Linked DNA regions of Mus musculus: regions 2 and 3 are each linked to region 1. A link is a loop called in an ENCODE intact Hi-C map of the cell type or tissue named here. Cell type or tissue: heart. All regions are shown on one strand.

Evidence for each region. A loop is a pair of places that touch in the nucleus more often than their neighbours do. Peaks named below come from ENCODE experiments on the same cell type or tissue, not always from the same donor. Only the 100,000 strongest peaks of a DNase experiment are listed, where the experiment ranks them.
Region 2: it touches region 1 in a loop (2.5-fold over the local background); 2 of 42 quality-filtered maps call a loop at or near these places.
Region 3: a loop joins it to region 1, with 13 times the contacts of the local background. A loop is called at or near these places in 10 of 42 quality-filtered maps.

What each region holds. Positions count from the first base shown.
Region 1 is chr14:72,706,190-72,714,189 of GRCm38, reverse strand. It overlaps Fndc3a (fibronectin type III domain containing 3A), which reads left to right and starts at 4,187. Exons shown (of 26, transcript NM_207636.2): 1 at 4,187-4,472. In heart, a CTCF peak has its summit at 4,674; DNase peaks (open chromatin) are centred at 3,669 and 4,219; H3K4me3 peaks cover 2,499 bases; H3K27ac peaks cover 1,679 bases.
Region 2 is chr14:73,094,274-73,102,273 of GRCm38, reverse strand. It overlaps Gm35388 (a long non-coding RNA gene), which reads left to right. Exons shown (of 3, transcript XR_383585.3): 2 at 1,209-1,371; 3 at 1,935-4,877. Among named protein-coding and RNA genes, the nearest start is that of Gm35388, 4.7 kb to the left of the region's middle. In heart, a CTCF peak has its summit at 3,356 (motif pointing right); no DNase peak of the experiment used is centred here; H3K27me3 peaks cover 2,112 bases.
Region 3 is chr14:72,598,744-72,606,743 of GRCm38, reverse strand. It overlaps Fndc3a (fibronectin type III domain containing 3A), which reads left to right. Exons shown (of 26, transcript NM_207636.2): 4 at 7,602-7,678. Among named protein-coding and RNA genes, the nearest start is that of Fndc3a, 110 kb to the left of the region's middle. In heart, no CTCF peak of the experiment used is centred here; DNase peaks (open chromatin) are centred at 2,353 and 3,653; H3K4me3 peaks cover 1,700 bases; H3K27ac peaks cover 1,543 bases.

The sequences.
Region 1 (8,000 bases):
GTAAGCCCTTCAGTGAAATGTTTTCTTCTTTAAGTTACCTTGGCCATGTTGTCTCCTCAAAGCAATAAAACAGTGACTAATACAGCTGGTGTATACCTGCATTTTCATCTCCTGTCCTTGCACTCAGTGTGAGAGCCAATGGTAGAAGTGTTCTCTCTGGCTCTATTCAGTTAGGACCGAGTAGTCTTACTCAGAGAATTTAGCCAGCATGCAGCCAGTCAATCTTCTGTTTGGTCTGTCTGTCTGTCTCCCCACTCTCATCTTTGTTAAGTGGCCTAAAAGACAATCTCCACTTTCCTTTTAAAAATTATTTTGTTTATTTTTATGTGTATTAGGTTTTTGCCTGCATGTATGAGTATATGCTGGTAGATGCCAGAAGAAGGCCTCGGGTCACCTGGGGCTGGAGTTAGAGACAGTTGTGAGGACCATGTATGTCCTAGGAATCAAGCCTACATCTTCTGAAAGAGTTGCCAGTGCTGTTAACAACTGTACCATCTCCAGCCCCAATATCTACACTTGACTTCTTCATCTTTTCCTCTTTTTAGTCCATCCTACCTCCTCAAATTTTCAAAGTTTCAGATTTTATCATCCTTTGCAGGATTAACTTAACGTGTTTCAGTTTTACAGATGCCAGAATAAGACACTTTGGGATCAAAAGACCGAGTCACAGCACAGCAGGCAGATGACCCACGTGGTGCTCCATTGTTGAATGCATTCCCTGCCTCCATAGTCTCAGGAGGCAACATGGACTGTAAGTCACAGCTAAGGAACTCGAAGCTTAGGAATCTCTCAATCTTTTAAAAATGCCTGCAAAACTTTTGCTCAACCTTGACTGCACCAAGGAGTTTTTATTATACTGGGTGATTTTTTTTTTTAAGGGCCCTCTCCTCCCCTGGGGAAATTATGTCTATTTTACACTACTGTCTGCCAGAGAGGAAATGTCCTTGGAAAGATAATCTACAAGGAAAGCTGTTGGTGACATGAGACACCATGGTTATCTGTCTTCCAACTCATTTATCCATCTCCTGACAGTGATCTGTCATTTCCTAGTTTTATAAGCCCACAACCTAAAATACCAAAAGGAACCTCGAAGGACAGCAACACTCAGGAAATATTTTTGGTATTTTCTATGTGCCAGGTACTACACAGGTCAATATAGACACCATCTGTTTTGTTATGAGCAACAGGAGCAGTACTCAGATATACAGAAATGTAATTGTACATTGTGGTAAATCATAAGAACTAAAAATACATGGTGATGGGATTGTTGATATCAATCAGGGATCTTAACCTTATCTGGGGTGTTAGATTTTGCTCTCCCGAACCCCGAGAAAATGTCCTATTCAAACTGAGCCCTGAAGAGTAAGTAGGGGATAACGGTTAAAAGGAAGAAGGGCGGGTATACAGAGCATACAACTATTCCAATCAGAGTACAACCGAAAAAACCGAAATGGTCAGGAAATCCTCAGCCCAGGAAGCAAGGGAAGAGTTATACGACACTGTGTTTAAAGGTCACCGAAAGAACTCTAGTTTTATTCTAGAGTAATAATAAATTATTTGAAAGTATTATGTAACAAGTGACATAGTCTTATTTGCCTTTTGAAAGATCATTTTGGCTGCAAAGTAGAGAACACACAGATTATCTGCAATTAGACCAAGTTAGCTCTGTAGTGACAGGAAAGAGGCGGAGTCATTAGGGGGGTTTTGGAGGAAACATTTCTAGGAGTTGGCACAGCAACAGATATGGGAGACAGAGTGAGGGAAATATCAGGAAGGATTGTTAGATGTTTGATTTGATGAGCTGAAGAACCAGGAAACCATGAAGTTGGGCCAAACCTTGCAAACCTAGGACATTTTGTAGCATGCCCGTCGGTAAAGAAACTGATGATGTGGAGGACTTTGGCACTGAATGCAAGAGTCTGGGTTCCAGGTGAGCAGAGATGTGAAAGTAGATGTGATAGCTTACACTATGGTTCGGTGACACAGCCTAGGCTAAGAGAGTTTAAGGAAAGCCCTTCAAAGGGACTTTAAGTTGTCCTGGGGTGCTGTGGAGAGGGTCAAGTGGTGTGTCACAGGCAGAGAGAAGAATGGGAATATGCGCAGAGAGTAGAGACAGTATGCAGGAAAAGAGGAGGCAAGTCTAAGAAAGAATGGTGTTCAAAGTGTTCACTGTGGCTGGAACTCAAGGAGGGTGAAGGTTGGAAATGGTTATTTATTCACTGATGAGGGAAAGAAATGTCTGCTCAAAGCCAACGTAGATTCCTGTGTCTCTCTGGCTAGGGTGATTTATGTCTTTCTTTCTCCCCAAAGGATATAAATCCCTCAGTTTTCCCCCTCCTCCTCACAGCATTGTGCACCATATCAAAGTGTCTAGGTCTACTTCAGTGATGTCTTGAATTACATGCCCTTGTCTCCTTCAACTAGTCTATTATTTTTTACTTTGCCTGTGGCATGTAGATGGGCTTTAAACATACTTATAAAAATGCAGGTTATTCTTAAGTTCATTTTTTATTTTTAATTTTTTTCATTATTATTATTTTTTGTCTACCACTGAATCATGGAACCAGAATCTTGAGGGAGTAGCGGTAGGATTCGGCATTTTTACGAAGTTTACAAGAGCAATGCTTTGGAAAATACTAGTTTGGAGTTAACTTTGGAGACTTTAGCCTCCAACCGAACAAGAGTTGGGCAGCAGTAAGGGGAAGCCACACAAGTCCTCCACATTCAGATATAAACTCTCCTATTGCAAAACAATGAGCAGTTATACTTCTGTTATTCCAAGCTCAGCTTTCCAGTAATTTTGTCTGGAAGAGGGCCAAAGCTGGAAGTTAAGAAAATGAAACATTTCTCTCAGGGAAAGGACTTTTGCCCCCTCTCCCCAACCCCCAAATATCTCAAGATGCAATTTGATAGAATCACTATCCTACTTGTTGACGGGAAGAAAAATAACCTCTCATTAGCTAGCTGTGGATACAAACATCGGATCAATCATTGCCTGCAGCCATAGCAAAAAGTAGGTGGAGAAGGAAGAAAGCGGGGCTTAAAAAACACCACCACAGGAAAATAGAAATGGTTAAAGTGGATGTACAGGCAGATGAACACAAGCCAAGTGAGGGGTCTTTAAGAAAAGTAAGAACACTGCAAATAAAACAGCACCAAGGTGGGGATTTTATACACTCGCGCACACCTCTGCAATCCCATGGGACTTTGGTACTGTCTGAGTATCTTATTTGATATTCAATGATCCACTAAGAATTTCATTATCCAGTTCTGTTTTGTTTTTTTCTTTTTTAAGAACGTAAGAAATTCGTACATCTTCGAGAGATTTCTGTCAAATGATTAAAAAAAAAAAAAAGATTGCCACCTTAAAACGCAGCGCAACCAATAAACTGAACTACAAGTCAGACGTGGAACCTGGTTTCATCAGTCACCAGTTTTGGCTGGACAGGGGGAGGACTCAGGTTCCCAAAGACGACCCTCTCCCTAAGGCTTCCGGTGAAACTGCAAAAGTAAGCAGTCCGGGCCGGCCCTCAGGCGCTACTGCAGCGTCCCCCCCACCGCCCCCCCATCGCTCGAGGCTTAAGGAAATTGTCGCCGCCTCCGCTTCGCTCTCCGCGGTGGCAGACGTCAAGGTAACGGGTTTCCACTAGATTCGGCTGGTCCGAGTCCAGAACCTTTAAGCTGTGCGTTTCTGAAAGACGTAAATCTGTTTCGTGGGTGCTAGAAAATGCCGGGGCTCTAACCGTCTGGGAGTGGGAAGGTCTGAGCCCACTTCGGGGCGCTTCCCCGTCCGGGGCTTGCCTCTAAAAGCACCTGCCGGCATCCTAAGTTCTGGGGCTTGCCGAGAGGGGCTGACACGGTTCGTCTCTGGGGGCGGTGGGTGGGGGGCGCTTTCTAAACTGCATTCGGAATGGCGTGTGGGGCCCCGGATACGTCAATCATCCGCACAGTTCCCGGGCTCTGGGAGAGCGGCACCGGAGCTCGCATGCCACACACACTTGCGGGCCCGGGAAGCCTCGGCTTGCGGGGCGGCGGGCGAGCGGGTTCGGGTGCGCGCGCTCGAGCTCGTGTGTGTGTGTGTGTGTGTGTGTGCGCGCGCGGGGGCTCCGGGTCCAGGCGGCCGGGGGCGCCGTCGGCGGGGCTCGCGCAGCCGCACTGGGCGCGCCGACTCCGGGCTCCTCCTCCCGGCTCCGTAGTAATCATGGCGGCGGCGGCATTCGCGGTCCCTCGGGTGAAACAGAAAGCGGGAGCTACGCGGAGAGGGAGCGAAGAGCGGGGCTGAGGCGGCGGCGCCGTCACTGCCGGGAAACACCCCTCCCCAACAACCCCCCTCCACAGCAGTCAGCGCAGCGGCGGCCGCGGGAGCCCCGGCCCACCGCCAAGCGAGTGAGAGGACGAGCCGGAGCCTCGCAGGAGAGACGCCCGGGGTGGGGGATCCGCCTTCCTTCGCTTCGGAGCGGCGGGATTCGGAGGTGAGAGCCGGCAGGGGGACGCCGGAGCCCGCGTCGGGGAAACCGTTAGGCTGGGGCTGCGGGCCGCGCCGCCGGAGGGCTGAGCCCGTCGGGGAGGGCGGGCGGACGGGCGACGCCCCCACGCGAGGCCGCGCCGTCCGCGGGGTGACGGACCCGGGACGCGGCGGGGACGTGCGCGACACCTGCCGGGGCTCGGCGACAGCGGAGCGCTGCCTGCGCACCTGAGGGTTAAATCCTCGAAAACACGCCCTTCGGGTCTGCGCCCGCCTGCCTGGCCGCCCGGGCGGCCGCCGCAGCCGGTGCCTGGCGGCTCCTCTTCCCCAGGTAAGGCAACCACCTGTTCGGTCGGTGGCGAGGAGGAAGGGAGGCTGCGGTGCTCGCCCAGCTCGGCAGCCTGCGTGGGTGAACTTTTGACACGACTCTGGGAAAGGGCGGCACGCGCTGGGTGAAGGAAAAGGAGCGAGTAATTTCGACGTCAGATCGCTAGCGCTTGCTGCTTTTACCGTGTGTGATAGGTAATTGTAGTTTTATTAAACTATCACCTTTCATAAAAAGCATTGGGGGGTATTCGTGTGTGTGTGTGTGTGTGTGTGTGTGTGAGAGAGAGAGAGAGAGAGAGAGAGAGAGAGAGAGAGAGAGGGAGGGAGAGAGAGAGAGAGATTGCTGAGGGTGCTAAGGATGGTGAGCTAGAGATTATTTATTTTAGTGAGACTGTAAGTTCCTTTGGGCACCTTCTCGGCTGTCCGTCTACTAACTGACAGTGGCAGGCGGACAAGGCTTTCCCTCTTTTTGTATTATAATCTTGAAGTGCTCACGGGTAGACTTTAAAAAACACCGAGCCACATAATGATGTTGCTGCATCCTATTGTGGTCTGTTTCAGTTCTTGAAACCCAAGTTTGTGCGTGTTGTAAGAAGCAAATAAGCATCGCCTCTCAGCCTCTTGGCTAAGATGAGTTGTAAGAATGAAAGAGCAGTTGAAGCTTTTCTGTAATATTTGAATCACTATGCTTTTGCCAGTATCAGTACGAAACATATGCCAGTCAAAACCGAGCCATATGTCAGACAGAAGCAAATTGAGATTTCTGGCTCATATCCCGTGTTTAGATAAATATTTAGTTTGTGTGTATTTGCGGAGTGTGTAATTCTTGTCATCTCGGAAATGTTGTTTAAGTCACCTAAAAATGTTCCAGAGAGATGACCCCCCTGCCTTCTTAACATTTTCTTGTTTAAATTGATTTTTTTTTTCTCAACTAATGAGATCAGTTACCCATGGAGACAGGTGTTGGGCCTATTGGAAAGCAATGATAAGGTCTTTTAAAACATGGCTTTTCGTTGGGTTTTTAAAAAAATTTAGTCCTCTTGTAATTTACCACTAATAACATCCTCTGAAGGGAGGAGAGAAGATAAGGGGATAGGGAGAAAAATCTTGTTTAGGTTTTACGTTTAAAAATTTTAGCATTTTCATATTAAATTTCTCTGTGTTGTTTTATCTTCATAGATCCTCTCCAGGCTTGCTTTGTAGGTTAAGTGGGACGTTTTTCTCTCAGGCTGCTTCCCTTTGGCCACCTGTATGCCTCTGCCTTAACTCTTTCCTTTTCCCCTTCTGTCTGAATCCTCGTCACCAGTGGTCAGGAAAAAGAAACTCATGCTTAATTAACACTAGCCTCAGGGAAGCATGATTGTAAGGGGAATTTTCTTCTCCCAAATTAATGGTGTGCATTTGAAAACACAGATTTTGTGTGTGTGTATGTGTGTGTGTGATGTGTCATCATTTCCTCTTCATGTAATTGAGAGATGATTTATTTTACCATACATTTAATGATTCCTTTTTACATCTCTATATTTCTATAAATTGAATACAAATGAAGAAAAAAATTCTCTGCTTTCCTTGTCTAGTGAGATGTAGGCTGAGAGATTCTGGAAAACACAGGAGAAAAATAAAGAATATTGTAATGGATATTGTCTTTTAGCTTGACTTCAGTAAAAGACATTTAATTTATGATTTGTTCAGCCATAGCTTAGACTCATATGTAATATTTCTACTTGAAAATATTTATATTTTTGGCATATATATGGCTTATTCATCTTATATTTTGCCTGTAGTGTTAAAATATCATTTGATGATGTAAACAAAATAGGTATTTCAAAGCAAAACATTCTTACTGCATTTTTTTTTCATGAAAATGAGTTTTGGGTTTGTCTTGGTTCATGATATAAGGACGCGCATATGATTTCCAAGTTTATTAGCCTGGTATTGATAAGCAATTCGTTGGTTTTTGTTGTTAAATGCTATCTCTAAAACAAGAATTACTAAAATAAGTTCTGAGTGTTTAAAAAAAAGTCAGCTTTAGAATTCTGTCCATTGAGTCCTATAGTACTTTAGTTGATCACTTTGGTACAACATGTGTATCAAGAGTGCCTTATTACAAAGAAATTGATGACCCACAGAGATAAAGGGCACATTTTGTTCTTTTACATGTATTGTGAGTGTTTATCCTGTTTAATCCTCTAGTCTTTATTTCAGAGTTCTTTTTATATCAGTATCCTTAACCTTCTCTCCAACTGGTTGGGTTTTGTTTGCCTTAATGTATACTGTGTACATTTGCCATGCGGCCTCTGGGCTACCAGTAACTTCTTTGTGAGTTTCATCTTCTGATGATCCCCATCCCCTATCAACCACTCCCAAGCTTTAGGCTAGTTTTCTGCACAAGATAGCTGCTGCACGATAGTGCTTGGGAGGAGATGGCTTAGACTCAGAGAATGATGAGCTTTTATTTAAAGTAAGGGATACAAAAGCAGTGGGATGTGTTCCTTCAAGTAATTTACAAATTATCTGAGAAGTGTACAATAACAAAGGAGACCATTAACAAAAACTTAGCACAATATCTTTAAAGTGTGTAGCATCCACTGTGACTGAAAGTGCTGTGAAGGAGGGCTACAACCGTCTGGGCATTTGGAGTGAGTCCAACTTGAAATTTAGGAAGAGTTTCTGTGTCAGAGGAAAACTCATTCCAAAAGAGAGTGACAGGCAGAGTTGGAGGTAGTAGTGAGAGGAGAGGTTCTGGAGCATCCAAGGACAAGTGTGAAGAAAAAGAAGATCAGGCAGAGGTTGGAGCTAGGCCCCATGAGGTGTGAAGAGTCAAGTAGGAAGAAGCCCTGGAGAAGAAAGTTTGCTTGTCATCAGCAGGAACTTGGCTATGAAAGTAATACAGAACCATATACCACTTTGTTTTGTTTTCACCATTTTTAGTTAGCATACAAAAAATAGAATTTGACATGACATTCTCACGCATATGTATCATTTACTGGGCTCATTTTTCTTCCCCACTACCATCTTTGGACCCTCTTCCTTGCTAATTGCGGGTCTCCATTTCCCCCAAATGCCTTTTCTGCTTTCATTGTGTGTGTGTGTGTGTGTGTGTGTGTGTGTGTGTGTGTGTGTGTGTGTGTCTGGGTGTATGTATATATATGTGTGTGAGTGTGGGGGGGTGAGTGCACATATTTCTGTATATTCCATTACCCTCTCC
Region 2 (8,000 bases), 390 kb before region 1:
TATCACATATTATATATTGTATATTATTATATGTAATTTAATGTAATTATTATATAATTATATAATGTATAATTAATATATTATATAATTATACACCATATCACATATTCTATAACAATATATAATCTATATTATATTAACAATATATTGTATTATATAATATATGTCATATATTATATACACATATAATATATGCAATATCACATATATGATATTATATATACACATATAAACATATATGTATGTATACACATACATACACATACACAATTTATGTATGTATACACACACATCTATCTATCTATCTATCTATCTATCTATCTATCTATCTATCTATCTATCTACCTATCTATCTATCTATTCATTAAGATGCCCTCCATGTTGCTTGCTTGAAGTGTATTCAACTCAATCTACCCCCTGCCCCTCTGTTCTCTGCCTATCTTTCTGCCAAGTCTAATTAATACCTGCCTCCCTGAGATAACTTCTCTATTAGGTGGACAGTTTGGGGCCCACTCCTACTTATATTATATACCAATCTCTTGAGTCTTGCTTCCATACATTTTTGCAACAAGCCCTTTACTGGAAGTTTCCTCAGTGTGTTCCAGTGTATGTCTCAGGAACCCAGAGGTGCAGTTGTGATTTCAAGTGTCTCAGACACTTCAGTCCACTGCCTTGGAGTGGCGTCCGTCCCAGTCGGCCAATGGGGTGGGTATTCAAACCATACTTTATGGATGGTTTTCGATTTTCTCATTTACTTCAGAAAGCACCTCCCCCCTGCCCTGAGACTTTTTCTTTCCTTTTAACCATGGAGTGCTCTGCTCACAGAGTGGACAGAAAGGCGGGAAGGAAGGTAAGAAAGTGGGAAGGAGACTCTCCATGTTGGAATAAACGGACAGAGCCTTCCTGCGCAGAGTGAATGAATCCTATCAGAGAGATAAAAGGTGGCAAGCTGTAGACAGCCTGATGCCAGATTTGGCCTCATCAGAAATCATCCTTTCAAAGGTGCACCAGGGCTTAGCTCGCAAGCTTTCCCTGAAGGATTTGTTTAGGTGGCTTAGCACTTTGATTAATTAATGAAAAGCTGGGCTTCTATATAAATGCAAATGTCATTTTCTGTCACCTATCAAATCCTTCTCAGGCGCGGCTTGAGGAAAAGAAAGTAGAATTTGGGGCTGTGGCTTTATCTGAATTTGGATCCTGGGATGCAGGGCTCTGTGTGAATGTCACTGCAGCAACATGGAACTTCTTGAGGTGGAGCCCTGGCCTTTGGCTCTGAGGCCGGTGGACCAGACTCTACCAGCTACACAGCAATGCCAGAGAAAATCTTTTGGGCAGAAAGAGATGATGTTGTATCCTAACCCCCAAGTAATGGTGAGTAGAGAATCTTTCTACACCTTTCTGGGACTCTGATAAGGTATTTGAAAAAGACCTATTTTGTCTCAGGGTTCAGAGCTGCCCAGGGTCACTTGGTCTCATCAGTTCTGGACCTGGGGTGGGCAGAGTGTTGTGGCAGGAAGGCCCTTGATCAAACTAGGTAGAACAGCAGGTAGTTAGTTACCTAGCAGGCTGGAAGGTCAGGAGTGGGGTCCTTTCCTCTCCGAATTTCCTTGGGCCCCCACTTCCTGTGTCTCTGTTAGCACATCAACCTTAAGCAAAGGGGGAATACCACGATCACCCTCCTTAAGATTTAGAAAGCCACTGAAAGGAGAGAGGAATGTCACAACTGTGCCTCCTCAAGACTTAGAACAGCTCAGGAAGGGAAGAAGACGGAGGCAGCTGGGCTTGTGGAAGCCCATCAAAAGAAGGCTGTTTCCTCATGGTAAAATGTGCCCATTTCACAGATTTTATCATTCTTTCTTTAGTTCTTTTTAATCTACTCTCTTTCATGAGGTTTTAGCAAAAGAAGTGGATCCAAGCTGAACCTCTGTCCCTAGGTGGAGACATGCTATTGGAAGCTGCCCATCCCTTAAGAGTGATCCAAAGGGGCCTGTCAATCACCTGGCCAGGAGGATAGTCTCCAGAAACAGCTGATGCAGCTGAATACCTGTTAGAAAGATGGAAGGATACCTACCCTGGGATGAGATGCGGACTCAGGAACACAGGAAGTCTTTCCCTCCCTGGAGTCACTGAAAAACTTCTGCTGAGTTCCAGCTCACAAAACATAACTTTGCTTCCCCCCTCCTTTTATATACCAACTAAAACCCTAAACCTGCTCGCCTGGACCCTCTTGGGGGACTCTGTGTCTCTTTGTCTCTGTCTCTGTCTCTGCCTCTGTCTCTGTCTCTGTCTGTCTGTCTGTCTATCTGTCTCAGAACCCCTGTCCCTGTGCCACTCTGTTGCTAAGCCTGCCTGCCTCCCTCTTCTCTCCAACTGTAACAAAATTGTCCTTGAGTTTCCTCTGGCATCATTTTAAAAGTCTTTCATCTCTGAGACTAAAGATTTGCAGAAGGGAACCATGCGTGTTCCCTGGTAACAACCCCATGTCTATGGGAGGAGGCAGGAAGTCTGGTTCTTTCAAGTAGGCTCTACCTCCTAAGGTATGTGCCCTTAGCTGTCCGGGTGAGCGCGCTGGGGAATTGTCCATTAGCAGTGGGCTAATTAATTCACAATAGAGGTGGGGCATTTGGGAGATGAGTAGGTCATGAGAATAGATCATTCATGATGGAATTCGGACTCCAGAGCAGTTTTGGCCCTCTGCTGTGTGTGGATACATCACCAGGTCACCATCTGTGAACCAGGAGACACTGAATCTGCAGGTACCTTGATCTTAGGCTTGCCTCCTGAACTGGGAGCAATATGATTCTGATGCTTACAGACCACTCTTTTCCTAGTGTTTCTAGTTACAGCAGCCAGAGTAAACTACAATGGCTAGAAGAAGAAGCCACACAAACTCAGATGTCTGTGCCACAGATCAGCATGTGTTTGCTGGGTCCCAGTGTCGCACCATTTTGACTATTGATGTCTCCTTTCCAGAAAAGGTAGGAGGTAAAAGGGAGAGCTTGCGCCAGGATGACAAGAAGCAGGCACAGTTTCCACCCAGCCCACAATGGCTGCGGGTCTCATCTGTTGACAGGACAGGGAAATAATACCAGACTCCGAGGTCATGGATTCTTGGGCTACCGAAGTCACCCTGGGTGAATTTGAGCTCAAACCCTAATCTCTGGAATTCTTGGACATCAGTGGACATAAACCTGGCCTCCCAGGAAGTCGAAAAGATTTAGACAGCCTGTGGAAACTCAGTGAGGTTTCTAAGGTGTTTCTAAAACACTGAAGTGTTCATGACAAACTGCAACAGGCACTGCAAATATGCCTGGCCTCAAGAGACTTTGTAATTTCCTGAGTTGTAAAAATTTCTCACAAAGGCCAGCAGGGGGCGGCAGAGCACACCCTTTGCCTGGACCTTTTTCTTGTGTCATGCTCTCAGGGTCTATTTCCCTTTTACCTGTAGCACGATGCCCGGAGCCCAGCCCTTAATCTCTTTTAAAATAAGAAAGACCCAAAATAGTATTAATAAATAAACACATAGCAACGAATCCAGTCTGTTTTATATTAATCTTTGTACCAATCTAGTTGTCAGATTTATTTATTTAATAAGAGAAGGAGTCATGAAGGCAAAACCACCTTAGTTTATGAAAGAGACAGTTTTTCCAGGGGGGTTCTGCACTGGATTTTGAAGAATGGGTTGGCAGCCTGGGTTCCCACTTGGCTTGGTTTGCTCAGGTAGTGCAAGGGTGGCCACACTCGATTCTGGTAGCGTAAAGGTGACCGACCTCATCAGGCAGATACAAAGCTGGGGCTTCCATCTTAAATTATGTTACGGATGAGGAAGTGATCTCCCAAAGCGAAACACAGTAAGTAGGCTCAGAACAAACATTCCTCTGGCTTTCTCCTGCCCCCACCTCTCACTGTTCACTCCGTCCCAAAGCAAGTTAAAGAAGAAACCAGTGGTCACCTTCCCTAAAGCCAGCCACAAAGGTGAGAAGCACTCGTTTAACTTGCCCCAGTTTTGGCGCTTAGGATCTGGTCACAGTGAGATGGATTCTGAGTCTGCAGGGGTCCTGCTTCAGACCTAGGAGGGGGAAATGCTGTAACCAAGGGGCCGTGGAGCACCTGCGGGAGCATGTTGGCCTAGGCGGTTTCCACCATCCTGCGTGTTTCTATGAACTCCTACCTTTCCACTCAGCATGAGTCTATCTGGCTGTCCCTGTCTCCGTGTTGAGCAGAGAAATCAGGAAGTTTCCTCAGCGTCTTTGGATCTTCGACCCTTAGGCTCTTGTATTATGTAAAACATAGGCAAGCTGGTGCTGTGTTTCCCACTAGTGTTAACCTGTCTTTTGGCTTGCAGGTGTTGTTGGCCATGACACTTTATGGTGGCCAAAGGGATTTACTGAATACGTCGCAAAGGTAGTAGGGTAGACACAGCTATGGACAATGAACAGCTATCAAGGGGACTGACAATAGCCTAAGATAATAATAGTTCTCTACAACGGTAGACATTCTGGCCAGTTCATCGGACTTGGAGAGCAGTTACTATAGCTTTGGCTTTTTGTCTCTTGGAAATTGTGGTTCTCAGTGTTCTCTACAGAGAAGCTGTGTGGAGCACACGGCTCATGTCTGTCACCTGTTGGTGAGGAAAGCAAGTGACTAAAAGCAGCAGACACTAGAGAGCTTCCTCAGTTTCCCCTTGCTCCAGAAACACTACTGTGGAGCCACACACTAAGAAATGTATTCCCTTTTTTATATAATATTTCATCTGCACAGACAGGATGCTTCTCTTACTTTGAAAATGTACTTATCTTTGTAGCAACCCCCTTTCCCTTTCTAAACACCTTATGTAATCTGTTAAACACAATAAAACCTGAATCTCTGAAACTTTCTATTTTGTTTTTATTATCATTTCAAATGTTATCCCCTTTCCTAGTTTCCCCTCCGAAAACCCCCCTCCTCTCCCCATCCCCCTGTTCACCAATCTATGCACTCCCGCTTCCTGGCCCTGGCATTCCCCTATATGGGGGCATAAAGCCTTCACAGGACCAAGGGCCTCTCCTCCCATTGATGACTGACTAGGCCATCCTCAGCTACATATGCAGCTAAAGCCATGAGTCCCATGTATTTTCTTTGGTTGGTGATTTAGTCCCTGGGAGCTCTGGGGCTACTTCATATTGTTGTTCCTCCTATGGGACTACAAAGCTTTTCAGCTCCTTGGGTATTTTGTCTAGCTCCTTCATTGGGGACCCTGTGCTCTGTTGAATGGGTGGTTGTGGGCATCCACTTTTGTATTTGTCAGGCATTGGCAGAGCCTCTCAGTAGACAGCTATATCAGGCTCCTGACAGCAAGCTCTTGTTGGCATCCACATTAGAGTCTGGGTTTGGTGGTTGTATATGGGATGAATCCCCAGGTGGGGCAGTCTCTAGATGGTCATTCCTTCAATTTCTGCTCTGAACTTTGTCTCTGTAATTCCTTCCATGGGTATTTTGTTCCCCCTTCTAAGAAGGATTGAAGTAGCCACACTTTGGTCTTCCTTCTTCTTGAGTTTCATGTGGTTTGTGAATTGTATCTTGGGTATTTCGGGCTTCTGGGCTAGTATCCACTTATCAGTGAGTGCATATCATGTGTGTTCTTTGGTGATTGGGTTACCTCACTCAGGATGATATCCTCCAGATCCATCCATTTGCCTAAGAATTTCATAAATTCATTGTTTTTAATAGCTGAGTAGTACTCCATTGTGTAAATGTACCACATTTTCTGTATCCATTTCTCTGTTGAAGGACATCTGGGTTCTTTCCAGCTCTGGCTATTATAAATAAGGCTGCTTTGAACATAGTGGAACATGTGTCCTTATTACATGTTGGAGCATCTTCTGGGTATATGCCCAGGAGTAGTATTGCTGGGTACTCAGGTAGTACTATGTCCTGTTTTTTGAGGAACTGCCAAACTGATTTCCAGAGTGGTTGTACTAGTTTGCAATCCCACCAGCAATGGAGGAGTGTTCCTCTTTCTCCATATCCTAGCCAGCATCTGCTGTCACCTGAATTTTTGATCTTAGCCATTCTGACTGGTGTGAGGTGGAATCTCAGGGTTGTTTTGATTTGCATTTTTTTGATGACTAAGGATGTTGAACACTTTTTTTTTTTTTTTTGGTGTCTCTCAGCCATTTGGTGCCTCCTCAGTTGAGAATACTTTATTTAGCTCTGTACCCCACTTTTGATAAGGTTATTTGTTTCTCTGGAGTCTAACTTCTTGAGTTCTTTGTATATATTGCATATTAGCCCTCTATCAGCTTTAGGATTGGTAAAGATCTTTTTCCAATCTGTTGGTTGCCTTTTTGTCTTATTGACAATATCCTTTGCCTTACAGAAGCTTTGCAATTTTATGAGGTTCCATTTGTCAATTCTTGATCTTACAGCACAAGCCATTGGTGTTCTGTCTAGGAAAATTTCCCCTGTGACTCTAATTAAGCAAGTGAAAGACCTGTATGATAAGAACTTCAAATCTCTGAAGAAAGAATTCGAAGAAGATCTCATAAGATGAAAAGATCTCCCATGCTCATGGATTGGCAGGATTAATATAGTAAAAATGGCTATCTTGCCAAAAGCAATCTACAGATTCAATGCAATCCCCATCAAAATTCCAACTCAATTCTTCACAGAGTTAGAAAGGGCAATTTGCAAATTCATCTGGTATAACAAAAAAACCTAGGGTAGCAAAAACTGTTTTCAACCATAAAAGAACGTGTGGTGGAAACTTTCTGTATTCTGTATCCATTCTACTGAGTGCTGTGGGTGTCCCGCCCTCCACTGGTGGGCACCACCGATAGCCTGACTGTCTCTCCCAGTCTCCCAGGACTCAACTTTTATGTTTATTGCACTGCCGTTTCTTCCTGCACACTGTTTTCCTTTGTGTATTTATAATTTTGACTAATTGCATCCTGTGGTGGCTTCCTGAGAAAACATACACAGGAAACAATTTTTCTTTAGTCGTCACGCTTCGGAAAATGTCTTAATTCCACATGTTTAACTGGCGGGTTCGCTTCCTATCCGAGTCTCCTTTAGAAGCACTTCTCCATGGCGTGCTCGTTGTGAGTACCACTACAACCAGCTTTTGTGTTTCTTTATACATGTGGATTTATGCCCTTTCAATTGCTTGGTTGTTAATTTGGTGAGTGTTGGCAGAAATAGGATTTGTGTCTTAATGGGACGTCTGTATTACACCTGTTCTTCCAGAGGCTCAAGGACCATTATAGAGGAGGGGCTGGGAAGGTGCAAATCCAGAGGCAGGACAGCTGCACTGCTGTACTCATAGCAGCTGTGCAAGGTCAGGCCAGTCAGAGTTTACTATGAATCCTCCACCCCTAGTTGAGGGGCTATGGAATTTGATAGTTTCTAGAAGGACAGTCAGTATTCTGTGGGGTTCATGAGTATATGAGTTGGACTTGGCTTATGTGCTGGCTAGTTCTATTCCAACTTGACAAAAGCTAGACTTATTCGAAAGGAGGGAGTCTCAATTGAGAAAATGCCTCCACGAGGTTCAGCTGAATGGCATTTTCTTAGTGATTTTTAGGGGAGGGTCCAGTCCATCATGGGTGGGGCCATCCCTGGGCTGGTAGTCCTGGGTTTTATAAGAAAGTAGGCTGAGCAAGCCATGGGGAGCAAGCCAGGCAGCAGCACTACTCTTCCACAGCCTCTGTATCAGCGCCTACCTCCAGGTTCCTGCCCTGCTTGAGTTCCTGTCCTAACTTCCTTTGATGATGAACGGTGATATAGAAACATAAGCCAAACAAACCATTTCCTCCCCAAGTTGCTTTGGTCAAGGTGCCCACAGTCAGAGTAATGTTTAATTTTTTCTATATGGTTGTGTTTTCTTGGGGGAAGCTTGTAAGGTAAGCATCGGAATTCTGATGCTTTTTATTAGGAGACGTGGGTGGCTCTTATTCTTCATTATGTTGGCGATTGGCTGGGTTTCTCCCAAATGTTCTTCTTCTTCTTCTATTTTATTTTAA
Region 3 (8,000 bases), 110 kb after region 1:
GAAAGTATTTGGTACTGCCCTTCAAAAATAGCAATTACATACATAATCCTAAGTCTAGAATTTTTCCTCCTGGGTATAGAAGAGTACCTCAAAGGTGTGGGCCAAGAGACCTCGGAAATCTCTCCCCTTTAGAATCTCCACTTCTTATTGATGTTATCAAGTCTCATGGGTTAAATGCCCATTCATCACAGACAATGGAATTTATCTCTCAGACTATATCTTTGAATCCCAGAATAGTTAAGTGGTCTCTAGGATGAGGTATTTTATCCTGATGCCTTTGGAACATCTCAAATGTCACATGTCCACATCTTGCATCTCCTTATCCCCAGACCCATTTCATCCATTTTGGGGCTCATAGTGTCTTCATATTGCATGGATACTTTAGGTCCAGTTCTTTGTGCTTTCTATTACTGGATTGTGGCCTATATAAAAAGGCTTAACTTAGGGTTTTTAAGTGTTGTACCATAGTCCAGCAAGCAATGTGTATAAATTAGATGAATTCCTTTCTTTAAAGTCCATCAGTGGCTATCTTGTTTCCCTCACAGTAAAAGCCAAAGATCTGACAGTATCTTACAAGGCCCAGGAGACCATTTTTTTTTTCTGTCTCCCCACTACCTGTCTGGCCACGTTCCTCTAGTAACTCTAGTATTCTAAGGCAGCTTAAGCATCCTGTCATGTCCCTTAGGCATTGATATTGGATGCTTTCTCTTATTTAAAAAAAAAAAGATCATTCAGTGAAACTGAGAATCATCACTGGTCATATTATTTACCTTCACACATGTTTTCAACATACATACTTGCAAACATTTATGGTTCATCTCACACTGATTTATTATGTATTCACTATTTTTAAAAAATTTAAATGAGGTTATGGTTTAAATTGGAATGGCCCTCATAGATTTATGTGTTTGGATACTTGGCCATAGGGAAATGTGTTATCAGGAGTGTGGCCTAGTTGGAGGAAGTATGCCACTAGGGGGTTGGGAAGCTTGTTGTTCAAGCTAGGCCCAGTGTGGCACAGTCTCTCCTTGCTGCCTATGGATCAAGATGTAGAACTCTCAGCTTTGTCTCCAACACCATGTTGGTCTGAATGCTGACATGATGAATAAACCTCTGAAACTGTAAGCCAGTCCCAGTTAAATGTTTTCCTTTATAAGAGTTACTGTAGCTTTACTGAAACAAATGCAGATATTTACAGCCATCCATTGGACTGAGGTGGGGGACCCCTATAGAAGAGTTAGGAGAAGGATTGAAGGAGCTAAAGGGAATGGCAACCCCATAAGAAGAACAAAAAAAAAAAAAAAAAAAAAAAAAAAAGTTGCTGTGGTCATGGTGTCTCTTTATAGTGACGAAACCTTAAGACAAGGGTGTTAAGTGCCAAGCCGTGCATATGGACAATTTGCAGGAGTCTAGTTGTGTTAGTCCACTATGTGGAAACTGGGGGTTGAATTTAGGCTGTCAAGTGCTAGTAGCAAACACCTTTACCCTGAGCCACCTCTTCAAATGTAAGATTTATCCATTCTCATTTACTAATCTGTCCCAAATGCCTAGACAGAATCCAGCATGTGGAGGAAGAAGTTACAGAAGATAATACTATCTAATTTTTATAAGCCTCAAAATTAAGTAAATTAATTGGTTATATAAAGGATAGTTTTCCTCTTATGTTTTTTTTTTCATGATACTGGAATCAGATCTAGGATGTTGTGCATTGTTAGGCTAGCGAAGTAGTCTACCATTAATATCCTTCTCAACTAGAACTAGTAGTCTACCATTAATATCCTTCTCAACTAGAAGACTGTAAAGATAAGAATAAAAGCAACCTTAGGAGGAGCAGAAACCTGAGTGGTACAACCTGGCTCGATGGAGAGCAGTGTCCATCACTGGGCTCTACTGCTTAGGTTTAGGGAAGTCACTTCAGTGTGCTTAATGGCTGCCATCAAATATTGTCTAACCAACTAGCCGAGGCAACGACTGTGCAGCGTTGGAATCTGCTGATGCTGTGAAAATCCTAAAAAATTTGAGCTGTGAAATAAGGTACGGTTTGATCAAGGTCAGGTCTAAGAATAGTAATTTAAACGAAGAGTATTAGGTCTCTCTATAGTGATTTTGGTAAGATTAGCTGTGAAACAGGATGTACTTATAGTTGTAAGAAATAAGTTCAAGCTTTAAGAACACAGCAGGAAAAGGAGCAGAGAAATCATAGATCTAGAGTTTGGACATTGAAGTCATTGACCTGACAGCAAGTGTTGGGGCAGAAAGAAAAAAAAAAAAAAAAACAACTCACTGACTGTCAAAATAGCATAGGAGGGCAGAGTGGCGCAGTGAGAGAGAACAGGGAAGTAAGCGCCCATCCCACAGCCTCAGGGGAAATGCATTCATAATGGAATAAAAGGTCAGCTATTACCCTTTTCCACTTTAAACCAGTGTCTCTTCTCCTCTGGCCTCTGACTTGCTTTTATTGAGTCAAGTTGCCAGGGGTGTGTCCTGCCAGGTTTTTTTTTTTTTTTTTTTTTTTTTTTTCTTCTTCAGGAAAGACACTGGGCCTTTAAATAGGGCCTGGCCTTTAACATGTGATTATATGAAGCAACCCTGCCTTTGCCTATGTACCCTCAAGTTACTTATCTGCTCCTGCCTCAGCTTCTCTAGTAATGATACCTCAGTTTGCGTTAACAAGTAGGACACTCCACATGGTTCGTCTCACTGTGTAATCTTTAGTTTTGAGAGTCAGCGATCATACTTTTACTTACAATAACTATCAGTTACTGAGAGGTCCTAAACAGTGTATTTCATGTACTAGTTTGTCTAACTTGATTCTGCAACAGTGCTTTGAGGTTGATCATTTTAACCTTTCCACAGGAGACAGAGCCCAATAGTAGTACATTTGCCATGCTAGTAAGTATCGGAGCTCATTTTAACTTTTAGTATCACCTAGTACCCAAATCCATCTTCCCCACTGTGGTGCGTGTCACAGATCCCAGCCATTGCTTGTGTATGTAAGCAGTTGATAAAGTTCCTCTGAACTTATATGCCCTCTTAAGTAATTTACGGGGCGTATTTTTTTTCCAAAAGAATAAGTTTTCACCTCAATTAACTGAGTATTTTTCACATTCCTGCTTTAAGAATACTATCCACCAAGGATCTTTCCTTAATGTCAAGAGTAAGTTCTATTTTTAAAATAATCACTAAAAACAAAGTACACTGACTATAAAAGCAGAAGCCTTCATTAGCTTTTAAGGAAAAACAAAACAAGCCTGAAATATATTCCACCTGTAAGGAACTTGTCATTTAATTCTATTGTGTGGGCAATTCTCTGTGTGTTATAGGCATAGCTTGAGTATCGAGCATGAAATGATCACAAACTATACACTCATATTTTGGATCAAGGCTTTGAATTCATTTTACCCCAATCTTTCTATGTGAAAAAGCAGCAGGCTGCGTTAGTCAAACCGCGAACACAAAGAGGATGGTTTTCCATCGCGTGCCTATCCACCAGGTTCTTTTGATTAGGGTTTACTTTGGCTCTTAAGGCAGAACGCGTTGCAGTCAGGAAAGCAGCTGAAGAAGCCTTTAAGTGTTTTGTTTCAGTAGCGCCCCAGCGTACCCTCTGCGCTGTTTCCTCTCCCGGTCTTTCCCGGTTCACTGCGGGTCATGTGATACCGGTCACGTGACTCGGTCAAAGGATCTTTTCCTCTTACCAGCTTTGAGGAAAAAAAAAAAAAAGCGAAACTGTTCTCCAATTAAAGCTGCTAACGTGTACTACGCCGTTTCCTTGTTGGGTTTTCTTGTTCGCTGGCTGCTGCTCCTGTAGAAACAAAATGAGTGGTAAGATTTGCTGATTTTGAACATTCGCTTTTATTTGAAAACATAGGAAGCTTTTGTATTAACCTAAAGCCGTGTTGTGTGTTTTTAGTGCCAAATCTGTTCGCTTTAGAAATACTACATATTGTTATGTGGTTATGAAAATTGTAGACTCTATGAGCTAGAGTGATTTTAAATCTCATAGCATGCCCCATTCTGGCTGGCCTCTTGATTTTTTTCGTCTTTTCTCTTTTAAGACTGATCAGAAAATTGGCATCAGGTAATTTGGAAGCCATTGTGTGCGGCAGGAGTCAGCAGTCAGCAGTCCGTTGTTTATTTAATTTTAAATGCTTAGACAAATCTGTAGTTTTGGGTTTTTTCTAAAAGAAATAAAGAAAAAATTGAATATGAATGGTAGATTAAGAAAGACGATAGGTTTAGTTTATGTTAGGTAAAATGAACTAGGTATAAATCATTGATGGTACCTTTAAGAATTGGGATGGGAAGTTTTTCATATTTAAGGCAAATGACAAACAGAATTGTACCCACTTTTGCAGATTTTAAAAATAAGTAGGCCCTTAACAGTAATGTAATCACTCTGCTTTGGGGTAGCTTTTGCCTAAAGCTTGTCAATTCTGAAGGAGCTGTTAGGTGTAGCTACAGTTGTTCAGGTACAGCTTTCTTGTGCCAGGTGGACATGTTATGTACTCCTATAACAGGTTTGCTTCTTCCCTGGACACAGTCTGCTTTGCTGCATACAAATTTAAGACAGTTTGCAGTTAATTTTCTAGAACTTTCTGAGTTAGAAAGTACTGTTGGACCTGAGAGGTAGTCAGGCATTGTGTCAGTGAGTGTCCAGGGTTTAGAGTTTGATGCAGGACAAGCAACATGGTGCTGCCAGCATTGTGGATCTGAATATCAGTACTTGTGTTTACTGTCTATGTATTGGGGGTGTGGCAGGTTTGTGTTCAGTGTTGAATATATCCCACCATTATTTTAGATAAATGTACATAGCACTGATAAATTATCTTTTTAAAATCTAACTGTGTGGCATTTCTGCCTCCGAACTAGAAAATTTACTTAAGTAGTCAAAGTGATCACGTCATAAAGGAGTCCTTTGTGAAACTAAATGATGACTTGTTCCAGCAGCTATCAAAGTAAACTGTGAGCTGAGTCCAGTGGCACATGTCTGTAATCCTAGCATTGTGGAGGCTGAGATGGGAGTGTGGGTGCATCGCCTGAAAGTTACTGCTCTAATAGCCACAGAGAAACAGAACACCGGGTTTAGTTGTTCTGCTTTGAAGATGCCTGTCTGCTTTCTTTCATTTCCACATCATCTTCATCAATCTCTGTCTGGCATTAATGACTTGACACAAGGTTCAGCATGGCAGTGGGTGCAAAGAGCCTGCAGTCTAAGCTTAGTACATAGAGCTCAGTAAAGTTTCCTTGACTAAGTAAACAAATGCAATTTTCAATAAAATCTCTAGTTCTCAGCCAATTTCCACATTTTATAAATAATATCTAGGGCGGATCTTACAATTTAGAAGGCTAGTTTACTGGTTTATGTGAATTAGTTAATGAATAAAGTGACCATTAGTGTACAACTGTTCCCCTTTCTCCAGAGAGCAGAAATGTATTTTGAATGAAGCCTTTCTAAATAGAGATTTTAAAGAGGATCTCACAAATGCTGTTTAGCAAATTAATAGGTAGCATTTACTTAAATTTAGAATTGTGGTCCTGCTTTCTGTTATGTTTTTCAAGGAAATAAAAACAAAGGTAGACTTAATTTCCTTAAAGACAAGATCTAATGACTCATGGCAGTTACTGACAGTGAGAAGCATTTCAATGTTCATGTGATGTATATCCTAAGAAATGAAACTGTTAGCTTTTAAATTCCAACTGAACCACTTGAGCAAAGTTAAGTTCCCTCTGCCTCATTTTCTCTCCGGAAAATGGGTAATGTTAAATTTAGTTGCTTGATTAAATGATTATGAAGAGAAAAAGTACATTTAAAACGTGGCTTATAGTATTAGTGTTCATGAATTATGATTAAGATAATACTTAGAGGGGCTGGAGGGGTGACTCAGGACTTAAAAGCACTTGTTGCTCTTACAGAAGACCTGGGTTCAGTTTCTAGCATCCACATGGTGCCTCACAAGCATCCATAACTCCAGTCCCGGAGATCCAACACTCTCTTCTGACCTTCACAGGCACCAGACACATAGATAAGCACACATGAAGGCAAAACACTCACGTAAAACATAGTTTTAAGGTAATAGTCAGAAGACCTTCATTTACTTGGAGGTTGTGCTGTTACTTAGCTGTAGAGCACTTGCTGGCCAGGCCTGAGCACTGCAGCTCCGTGCATTTTCCAGGTTTCTTTTGGACAAGTGTGTAGGTGGCACAGTGTACTGCAGAAGTCTGCACTCGCTCTGCTTACTTTCTAGTAACCACCTCGGCCTGTTCTTGCTCTCTGTCCTTCCATCTCTACCTTCTTCCCTTCTGCATTCCCTCCTTTTCGCTATTTAATGTTTCCTCCCTTCCTGCTTCTCTCTTGTCTTTCTTCTCTTCCTCTTCTCCCTCCCCTTTCTTTTCAGTTCCCCTTATTTGCCATGATTTAGTACTTTTATTCTCGAAGCCCAGTATCTTAACGTTTTCCGTTCTCTTTCTTCAAGGCCCCCATCCATCGCCCCAGGTAGCTCTGATCTCCCCTCCTCCTCCCTAGAAAAGCTGGAATCTGGATTTTCTGGGACCTCCTTGTTTTTCTTTCAGTCACAGTGGCCCTGACCAGTGATACCATTCACTTCACCAGCAGATTCTCTGCATGTAAAAGAGGTCATTCCCCACTCCCCAACATTTTTTTTTACCAGATCTGTTGATCTTTCAAATGATTATAAACTGGAGCAAATGAAATACTGCAGTCTAAAGTTACTGGGAGAAAAAAGATCCAAATGAGATATTTTTCTAAAAAATTATTTAAAACAAGTGATGTTTTGTTCTAGAAAGAATAAAACTTCAAGAGTACTTATTTTATTCTTAGAAAGTTGAAGAGAGAATAAGATCACATTTATAAAGGTTATCTGGAAAGATGATACCATAAAAGTAAAAGACAGAGTGCAAATGAAGTTCACATTGTTTAGAATATATTCAGGGAAAGCAACCTTTTCTCAGAGGAATGCACATGTACATTCCTCCAACTGTACTTAGCCCACAGACAGGACCCCTCTACACTGTACAAGTCTTTACCCTTAAGAAGCCCTCAAAGACCTTACTATTCCTCCTCTCACTACTCCCCCTTCTGCCTTTGAGTTTGTGTGTGTGGTGGTGGTGGGGGTTCATTTTCTATTTCTAATTGATTTTTATTTTTAAATACAAAGTTCAGTTTGATTTTCCTAGTTGCACAATCATTAGAGTCACGTGGGGTATTTGTACAGTAAATAATGATTTGAGATTATAAACTGACTATGTTGGAAAGCCTGTAAATCTTAGGTTTTAAGTGATAACCATAAGTATAAAAACTGAGCAAGTTTGAGAACTGTAGCTGTACTTAACGATAATACATATACTTCATAAAGTAAATGTTACATAAAAACTCACATGTGTTATTATATATAACTTATATTAAAGTGTTACATAAAACATAAAGTAAATGGTATATAAAAACTCAGAAATGTTCATTTCTTTCCACCGTATAAGATTACAGCCACTATTAGCTTAATGTTCAGCTTAGGTGAAGTAATCATATTGTTCTGCGCCTTCCTAAGCACTGATGGATTATTGCATCATTTCTGTAACCCATTCAGGTCCTGCTCAGGTTCCAATGATGTCCCCAAATGGTTCCGTGCCTCCTATTTATGTGCCTCCTGGATATGCCCCACAGGTATGCGTTTTGTGTTTTATTTCGCTGTGTGTGTGTGTGTGTGTGTATGTGTAGATAGTTAATAGGTAGGTAGGTAGGTAGGTAGGTACTTTCCTTGACATTGATTCTGGTGAAAATATGCTGTGAAAGGTCTGGATATTATCCAGAGGAGTATCTTCAGTAAATCCATTTTAAATATTTTACTATATTTGTAAAGGAGGGAAGAAAATATTGGTAGTATTCACCACTCAGAGTTACCTTTGGGCACTAAATTCCAAAAGAAATTTTAGTGTTTTGTCTCCTTGAATATGCAAATTGTGTAACTAAGTTAAATTGCTTCCAT